2 separate regions of the Homo sapiens genome follow, and region 1 is linked to region 2. The links are chromatin contacts, found by Hi-C or POLR2A ChIA-PET in ENCODE. All regions are on one chromosome and are shown on one strand. The core of a region is the stretch at or near the end of the contact, and the rest is flanking DNA. Distances in the headings are between cores, read along the strand shown. Region 1 has its middle 41 kb from the start of LINC02189. Region 2 has its middle 29 kb from the start of FOXL1.

The links. Hi-C counts contacts between places; a loop is a spot of excess contacts on that map. ChIA-PET counts read pairs that join two places held with the same protein, here RNA polymerase II (POLR2A). Pooled maps may share reads with other maps.
Region 1: a map of aorta shows a loop between it and region 2 (2.5-fold over the local background). The contact joins two enhancer-like sites. A Hi-C loop is called at or near these places in 2 of 168 maps with a recorded cell type or tissue (aorta and posterior vena cava) and 3 of 50 pooled maps. POLR2A ChIA-PET finds 5 or more read pairs at or near these places in 3 of 52 experiments (AG04449, AG04450 and BJ).

The regions. Positions count from the first base shown.
Region 1 is chr16:86,678,386-86,682,624 of GRCh38, reverse strand. No RefSeq gene overlaps it. Among named protein-coding and RNA genes, the nearest start is that of LINC02189, 41 kb to the left of the region's middle. Within about 2 kb of position 1,509, at least 8 of the 41 ENCODE cell types and tissues checked have a DNase peak (open chromatin) inside an H3K27ac peak, as active enhancers do.
Region 2 is chr16:86,605,862-86,609,893 of GRCh38, reverse strand. No RefSeq gene overlaps it. Among named protein-coding and RNA genes, the nearest start is that of FOXL1, 29 kb to the right of the region's middle. Within about 2 kb of position 1,558, at least 2 of the 41 ENCODE cell types and tissues checked have a DNase peak (open chromatin) inside an H3K27ac peak, as active enhancers do.

The DNA.
Region 1 (4,239 bases), core at 260-2,759, 73 kb before region 2:
TCTCATGGTTCTGGAGGCTAAAAGTCCAAATTCAACTGTTGCTGGGTTTGGTCCTTTCCAGGTGCTCCTGTGGTCATATGTTCTGCGCCTCTGTCCCGCTGCTGGGGGCTCCAGCCAACCTTGGTGCTCTTTGGCTGGTAGCTGTGTCACTCCAGCCTCTGCCTCTGTCTCCCCACGGCCTGCTCTGTCCCGTGTCTGCGTCATCTTCTCTGACTGTCATAAGGATACTTGGCACTGAACTTAGGGCCCACTGTCAATCCAGGATGACCTCATCTTAACTTCATGACATCTGCAAAGGCCCTTTTTCCAAATAGGGTTACATTCGTGGGTACCGGGGGTTCAGATGTGAGCAAGTCTTTTTGGGGGGAAACATTTAACCCACGACAGTCACCCTTCCCTGAAGGCAATGGGAAAAAAGAAGCCCAGCAGAGGCAGCTGGAATCCCAGCTCACTTGCTTCCCGGCTGGGTGACCTGAAGCTCTGAGTCTTAGTTTCTTCATCTGGAAAATGGATCATGCCACACCGTGGATGTGTGAATTAACGGAGATGGCACATAGAAAGCCAGCAGTGTTGAACTTGGCCACGTAGTAAGGCCTCGATAACCGGCAATGCAGAATTACGTTTCCCTACCAATTAGTGGCCGACCACAGTCTACCCAACCAGCAGACAGCAACGCGTGAGGACTTGGAGGGCAACGGAAATGTGCTAAAGGGGCAATGAGGGTCCTTTCTGAATACGCACCCCCCAGTTGGAGGACTGGGTGGATCAGAGGAGAGTCCAGGGGACTTCCAGGCTGGAGATGGCCTGCGGTTAACCCCTCGTGCCCCATCGGGCAGGAGGCGGGCCCTTCTCCCATCTCTCCCTCCCTCTCTCCTGTTTATCGGGACTGTGGGTGCCAGCCCAGACGACATCATCCGCTGAGTTCCCAGCGTGTCAGCCAAGGGTGAGCCTCCCACGCGCCCTCGGAAGACAGAATTTTGGAGCACACGCAGTGGCATTCTTGGATAACGATGGCTGCCTTCTACGAGCTGAACCCCCTCCACAGACGTCTCCCTGCCAGCCCCTCGCCGGTCTTCCCGCCCTCTGCCCAGCTCCTGGGCCCCACAACAGGCCGGCACGAACGAGGTTTGGGAGCTCTGTGGTGGACTGAACCAAGCGACCCGGCCTTTCCCAGTCTGCACCCAGCACCCGGCGCCAGCACCGACCAGGGAAGGGGCCTTCGAGCAAGCCCGGGTTGGTGGTTTGGGGTTTGGAACATCCGTTTTCAGATAAAATCAGAAGTTTTTTTATTAAAAAAAAAAAGGAGAGAGAGAGAGACAATTTCAGAGACAGCCTGAAAAACAAAACAACCCTTTAGCTCTTTCTCTGAAATGACATCAGCGGCCACCACAAAGCCGAATCGGCCTCACTGCATTCAGGCCATCGGGATGTATCATTTCCCCTTCAAAATACCCACTGCGGCATCGTCCCCAGCCCCGCCGGCTCGGAGCCTGCTCCCTCAGTGGGAGCGGTGCGCTTTCCCACCCAGGCTGCAGAGGGGCTTGTAATTGGAAAAGTGCAAGTTGCAGATGAACTGGGAGCCGAGGCCAGGAAATGGGTTTATGGTGGCCAGCTTTGTCCTCCTTTTGCACTCGGTCTCTAAAGCACTGTCCACATGGGCATTTGGGTCCTGGGAGTCAAGAACGACCTTGCCCGGAACGAGCTGTCCCCTTGTCCCTCTCAGTGGATGTGTCCCTCCCACCCCAGGCCCCCACTCTGAGCCCGTCCTGTCCCCTCTCCCTCTAGACGCATCTAGACTCCCCAGCCCCCACCAACTAGCCGCCTCTGGAGCATTTAAGCTACATGGAAACTGGAGAACGTTTTAGAAATGGATGTTTGTTTCACTGAAGCAGCAATGCAATTGCATTTGAATTTGTTTAGCATCACATAAAAACAGACATATCAAAAATGACCAGAAAGAAATATTAATACAATGGCATATTACGAATTATCTGGTTGTCTGTGGCTAATGAGTTGTTTTTTCGTAATTCCTTCTTCTGTAAATTTTCTAAATTTTACTTTTGTAATACAAAAACGTTATTTATTAAAAACCACCAACTGAATCTTGTCTCGGGGCCAAAATGAGCTACTTAAGAGAGTGGAAAGTCAGCCTTTATAGAGAGCCAACAGCCTCCAGGGACTTATTTCTTTGAAGAGTCACTTTTTAAATCTCAGAAATAATCTGCATAGTTGAAACTTCTGCTCCTCTGGGATTGTTATTCCTTCATTAGTTAAAGTGATTTACTGAGTCACAGGAAATTTCACTGCTGGACCAAAAAGTGATTCAATTTCCCAAGCATTTACTGAGTGTTTTCCCCAAGCCTGGCTCCGGACTGATAAAGCTGCCCTGTTCCTGCCCTGGCGGGGACACTCAGTCTAGTAGATGCCCTGAGAGTCAGTTCTCTCAGTCATTCAACAAACGTAAATTGAGCTCCTACTCTGTGGCAGGCACTATTTTGGGGTGCTAGGAATAAAGCAGTCTACAATAGAGACAAAACTCCTCATCTTCCTGCAGCTTACATCTATGGCAAATGTGCAGAAAGAGTGTCTTAGTCTATTTTCTGTTGCTATAAAGTCATATCTGAGGCTGGGTAACTTATAAAGAAAAAAAGGTTTATTTGGCTCACAATTCTGGTGGCTGGAAAGTTCAAGATTGGGCATCTGCTTCTGGTGAGGACCTCAGGCTGCTTCCAGTCATAGCAGAAGGTGAAGGGGAGCTGTGTGTGCAGCAACCTCATGGGAGAGATGAGGCGAGTGAATGGGGGGAAGGTGCCAGGCCTTTTTAACAACCAGCTCTCATGGGAACTAATAGAGTGAGAACTCACTCACCCCTGAGGGAGGCCATTCATCTGTCCATGAGGGCCCCTCCCCATAACCCAAACACCTCCTATTGGGCCCCACCTCTAACACTGGGAATCAAATTTCAACCTGAGGTTAGGAGAAGACACACCCCAACCATAGCAAAGAGAAATGCACAAAACGCTCAGAAAACTCAGGGGAAGTGGCCATGATGGGAGAGAGGGTGCTACAGGCTGAACTGCACCCCTGAGAACTCATGTGTTCAAGTCCTACCCCCAGAGCAGCAGAATGTGACTACATTTGGAAATAAGGTCGCTGCGGGTGTTATGAGTGAAGATGAAGTCCTTAGAGCCCTAATCCATTCTGACTGGTGTCCTCAGAAAGAGGGAATGTGAGATGAGTAGGTTACCTGTTCACTCTGATGGTAGTTTCTTTTGCTGTGCAGAAGCTCTTTAGTTTAATTAGATCCCATTTGTCAATTTTGTCTTTTGTTGCCATTGCTTTTGGTGTTTTAGACATGAAGTCCTTGCCCATGCCTATGTCCTGAAAGGGCTAATATCCAGAATCTACAATGAACTCAAACAAATTTACAAGAAAAAAACAAACAACCCCATCAAAAAGTGGGCGAAGGACATGAACAGACACTTCTCAAAAGAAGACATTTATGCAGCCAAAAAACACATGAAAAAATGCTCATCATCACTGGCCATCAGAGAAATGCAAATCAAAACCACTATGAGATACCATCTCACACCAGTTAGAATGGCAATCATTAAAAAGTCAGGAAACAACAAGTGCTGGAGAGGATGTGGAGAAATAGGAACACTTTTACACTGTTGGTGGGACTGTAAACTAGTTCAACCATTGTGGAAGTCAGTGTGGCGATTCCTCAGGGATCTAGAACTAGAAATACCATTTGACCCAGCCATCCCATTACCCAAAGAACTATAAATCATGCTGCTACAAAGACACATGCACACGTATGTTTATTGCGGCATTATTCACAATAGCAAAGACTTGGAACCAACCCAAATGTCCAACAATGATAGACTGGATTAAGAAAATGTGGCACATATACACCATGGAATACTATGCAGCCATAAAAAATGATGAGTTCATGTCCTTTGTAGGGACATGGATGAGATTGGAAATCATCATTCTCAGTAAACTATCGCAAGAACAAAAAACCAAACACCGCATATTCTCACTCATAGGTGGGAATTGAACAATGAGATCACATGGACACAGGAAGGGGAATATCACACTCTGGGGACTGTGGTGGGGTGGGGGTAGGGGGGAGGGATAGCATTGGGAGATATACCTAATGCTAGATGACGAGTTAGTGGGTGCAGTGCACCAGCATGGCACATGTATACATATGTAACTAACCTGCACAATGTG
Region 2 (4,032 bases), core at 309-2,808:
CCACCCTGGCAGCCCTGGAGAGCCACCTCACCCTGCCCGGCCCTCCCAGTAGCCCCATTCCTCCCACTCTCTACCCGGGAATCCCACTGAAGCCCACTCCTGTCACGCTCACGCTCTCCCCCAGATCCCCAGAGCTCAGGACTGTATTTTCCAAACATCAGGGATTCATGTGTGACCTTCAGAATCCCAGCCATGGCCAGCATGGTGGCAGATCCTTCAGGAGACTTGACGTAGTCACCAGCACTCCTGGTCACTGACACCCTTCCCTAAATTGACTCACTTTCATCCAACTAAACTCACTTTAGAAGAAATCTTCACATCGCTAATATAAATGGAAAACCTACCCTGGGGTGCCACCAAGAGAAAGTCACAGTGTATATAAATAAATGCCACGAAAACAAAACAACGTTTATCAGTATCTAGCGAGACACGCTGGCTGCCCTCAGCTCTGAGCTGAGACTCATCTCTTTTTGTTAAAAATGCAGATGAACAAGTGGTAAGAGAGGGGGTAAAGGCATAGCAGGGCAATCAGATCATCAGAAATCTTAAAGAAGGAGTGAAAGGAAATAACTTCCTGCATTTTTAAGCCAATTCCATTAAACATAAGCCCTGACATCCCACCTAAACCATCTGAGGAATGCCCAGTAGAATGTGGCTCAGAACTTGGGACACACTGATCTTTAGCAAGAACTGCAGATAGGTTTCGACTTCCCTGCCAACTCTAACCAATTGAGGGTGACTTCCTGGCGCTTATCCTGAGAAAGATCCCCAAAGACTGCACACCGTGTGATACAATTCCATTTGCAGCCCCAGCAGGAAAGACACGATAATCGATTAGCAATGTCTGCCACAAACACGGGATGGGGGCTGGACAGCACCTGCCACACACTGACATCTCCAAACTACAGCATCCCAATTCCCAAAAGATTTCTGTGATTGACCAGCTCTCCTCTCCCAGCTCACATCAGGCCAACCCTTCCTATCCCAACATGTCACTAAGGCAACTTGTTTGAAATTGTGTTTGCATCCATCCTTGTTGGCTCCTTCTCGAAACCCTGAGAGGCAAGGTGTGTGATTGCCATTTTGCAGGCAGAAGGAAGGCAGGGCTCAAGGAGGTTAGGTGACTTGCCCAGGGTCATTCTGCTAGGAAATGACAGAGCTGCAGCACTGCCCAGGTCTCCTGGCTCCAGACCCAAAGCCCTGCCTCCCTGCCACCCTGCTAAACCACCAGAGGGGGAACTGATCCCTGGAAACTTGTCCCCCTGACCTAAAATGTATGACTGAGTCAGGAGAAAAGATGTTGAGCTGCATTTGTCCTACAGCCCTGTCGGCTGCCCTCTCCCAGGACAGTGGCTGTACCATCAGAGTAGACACAACAAACTTTTAATAACTCTACACAGCTCCAACCAGAAGTGTATTTTTACTCTGGTGAGTCAGTCATTTATTTGTCAATAGAGGCCAGTAAAGGAAAAGGCCCAGGGTCCATTTATAAACAGACTGTAGCCCCTGGAGACATCCCAGGGGAAGCCAAACGGTCTAGCAGTGCTCTTGTTTCTGCAAACAATGCCACAGAGCAGACAAGCTGCCAAGAGCTGTCTGAAAAACGGATTGCCAGGATGAACCTAAGGCATTAAAGTGCCCAGAAGCAGACAGTGTTGGGGCTGAGTGCACGGCCTTGGGCAGATCCGTGACCCAGCTAGAAATACGCTGGCAGGAGGTCACCTGTGCTGAGCCTCAGCTTCCTCACCTGTGAAATGGGTACACTGATACCAGCCTCAACAGCCTCCGTGAATATTAGAGAAGATGATTGATATGGTTTGGTTGTGTCCCCACCCAAATCTCATCTTGAATTGTAGTTCCCATAATCCCCATGTGTTATGGGAGGGACCCAGTGGGAGGCGATTGAATCATGGGGTGGTTACCTCCATGCTGTTCTCTTGATAGTGAGTTTTCACAAGATCTGATAGTTTTTAAGAGGCATCCCCCGCTCCATTGCTGGGCATTTCTCCTTGCTGCAACCATGTGAAGGAGAACATGTTTGCTTCCCCTTCCGCCATGATTGTAAGTTTCCTGGGGCCTCCCCAGCCCTGCAGAACTGTGAGTCAATTAAACCTCTTTCCTTTATAAATTACCCAGTCTTGGGTAGGTCTTTATTAGCAGTGTGAGAACGGACTGATACAACAATGTCCTTAGGGAGATCTCCTCAAGCGTCATCTGTGATGGCAACGAGACTGCTGGCAGTGACTGTCATGACGGTGAGATGGGAAGAGGGATTTCTTCAGTATTCATTCCTCAACCACTAGCTGTGTTTGCTGAACACCTGCTATGTGCCAGGCACTTTACTGTGTGTTGGGAGAGAAGGGGGGCAAAGCATGTGCTTATGTAGCCCCCCAAAGAGTAAGAAATAGAGGAACAGGATCTTGGCCTCACGAGAATGCAATCTGGCAGAACCTACCAAAGCTAAAACACCACATGACCCAGCAAGTTCTTCTCCAAATCTATACCCAATAGAAATGAGGGCTTGTGTTCTCCAAGGAGGCATGTGCAAGAAAGTTCTTTACTCGTAATAGACAAGAACTTCGAACAATCCAAGCATCTATCAACAGTAGATAGAATGCCAGGTGCAGTGGCTCACAGCTGTAATCCCAGTACTTTGTGAGGCCATTGTGGGTGAATCTTTTGAGCTCAGGAGTTCAAGACCAGCCTGGGCAACATGGTGAGACCCCATCTCTACACAAAAAAAAACAAAACTAACGAGGTGTGGTGGCATGCCCCTGTAGTCCCAGCTACTCAGGAGGCTGAGGTAGGAGGATGGCTTGAGCCTGGAAAGCAGAAGTTGCAGTCAGCCAAGATCACACCACTGCATTCTAGCCTGGCTGACAGAGTGAGACCTTGTCTCAAAACAAACAAACAAACAAACAAACAAACAGTAGATGGAGAAACAAATTGTGGTCCATTCATATAGAGGAATACTACACTGCAACAAAAAATGAAAAACCACTGCTAGATATGCCACATGGATGAACTTCACAATCATAACGTTGAGGGACAGAAGACAGATACAAAGGGGCACACTTGTTATGATTCCATTTATTCTCTGACAATCAGGAATAGAGAAAAACAATCCATGGTGCTACAAGTCAAAAAAAAAGGCTTCCTCTAGGTTGGGGCGGGGGCAGATATCAACTGGAAAAAGGACACAAGGGAACTTTCGGGGAATGAATATATTCCATTCCATGACCTGAGCAGTGATCATAAAGGTGTACCAATACTAATACTAATACTAATACTAATACTAATGCGAAATGTTGTATATGTTGTACCTATATTAAAAAAAAAAAACTAAGATTTAATACTAGCAAGGTCAAGAATAGAACATATGCCAGAGACTACCTAGTGGTCCAGGGGTTGCAAACTCATAAGTCTGTAAGGGCCAGGAAGATAACAAAAATGACTGAAGTAGGCCAAGCATAAGGCAATAGATGCTAAGTGGCTCAAATGGCTACCAAGTATAAGATCTGCCTAGATACAGTGTATTTAAAAATATTGTTGAACCAAATAAAACTGCCAAGGCTTGAGTGCTCACACTCATAGGCTGCAAGTCATGAGTCCTATGTATCCAATGCTTTGTTTCACAGTTAGGAGTGCAGGGCCCAGAGACATCCACAGATCTGCCTAAATTGGCATAGTCAAGCAGGGTCACCCACCTGCACCAGTGGGAACAGGCCAGAGCTTGACTCTGATTGGCTCCAAATGAGTCATGTGCCTGACGCAGGGCCAATCGCTGTGGCCCAGGGGTGGGGTCTGACACAGACACCCTACTTTAGATCAAGAGAAATATCTAAGAGTGGGTATCTTTCAAACACTGCAAAATGGCAAGCAGGCTGAAGTGGAAAGACTCCAGTAGGGAGGTTAAGAGATATGGCCTGGCTGGGCGTGGTGGCTCACGCCTGTAATCCCATCACTTTGAGAGGCCGAGGCGGGCAGATCACAAGGTCAGGAGATCGAGACCATCCTGGCTAACACGGCGAA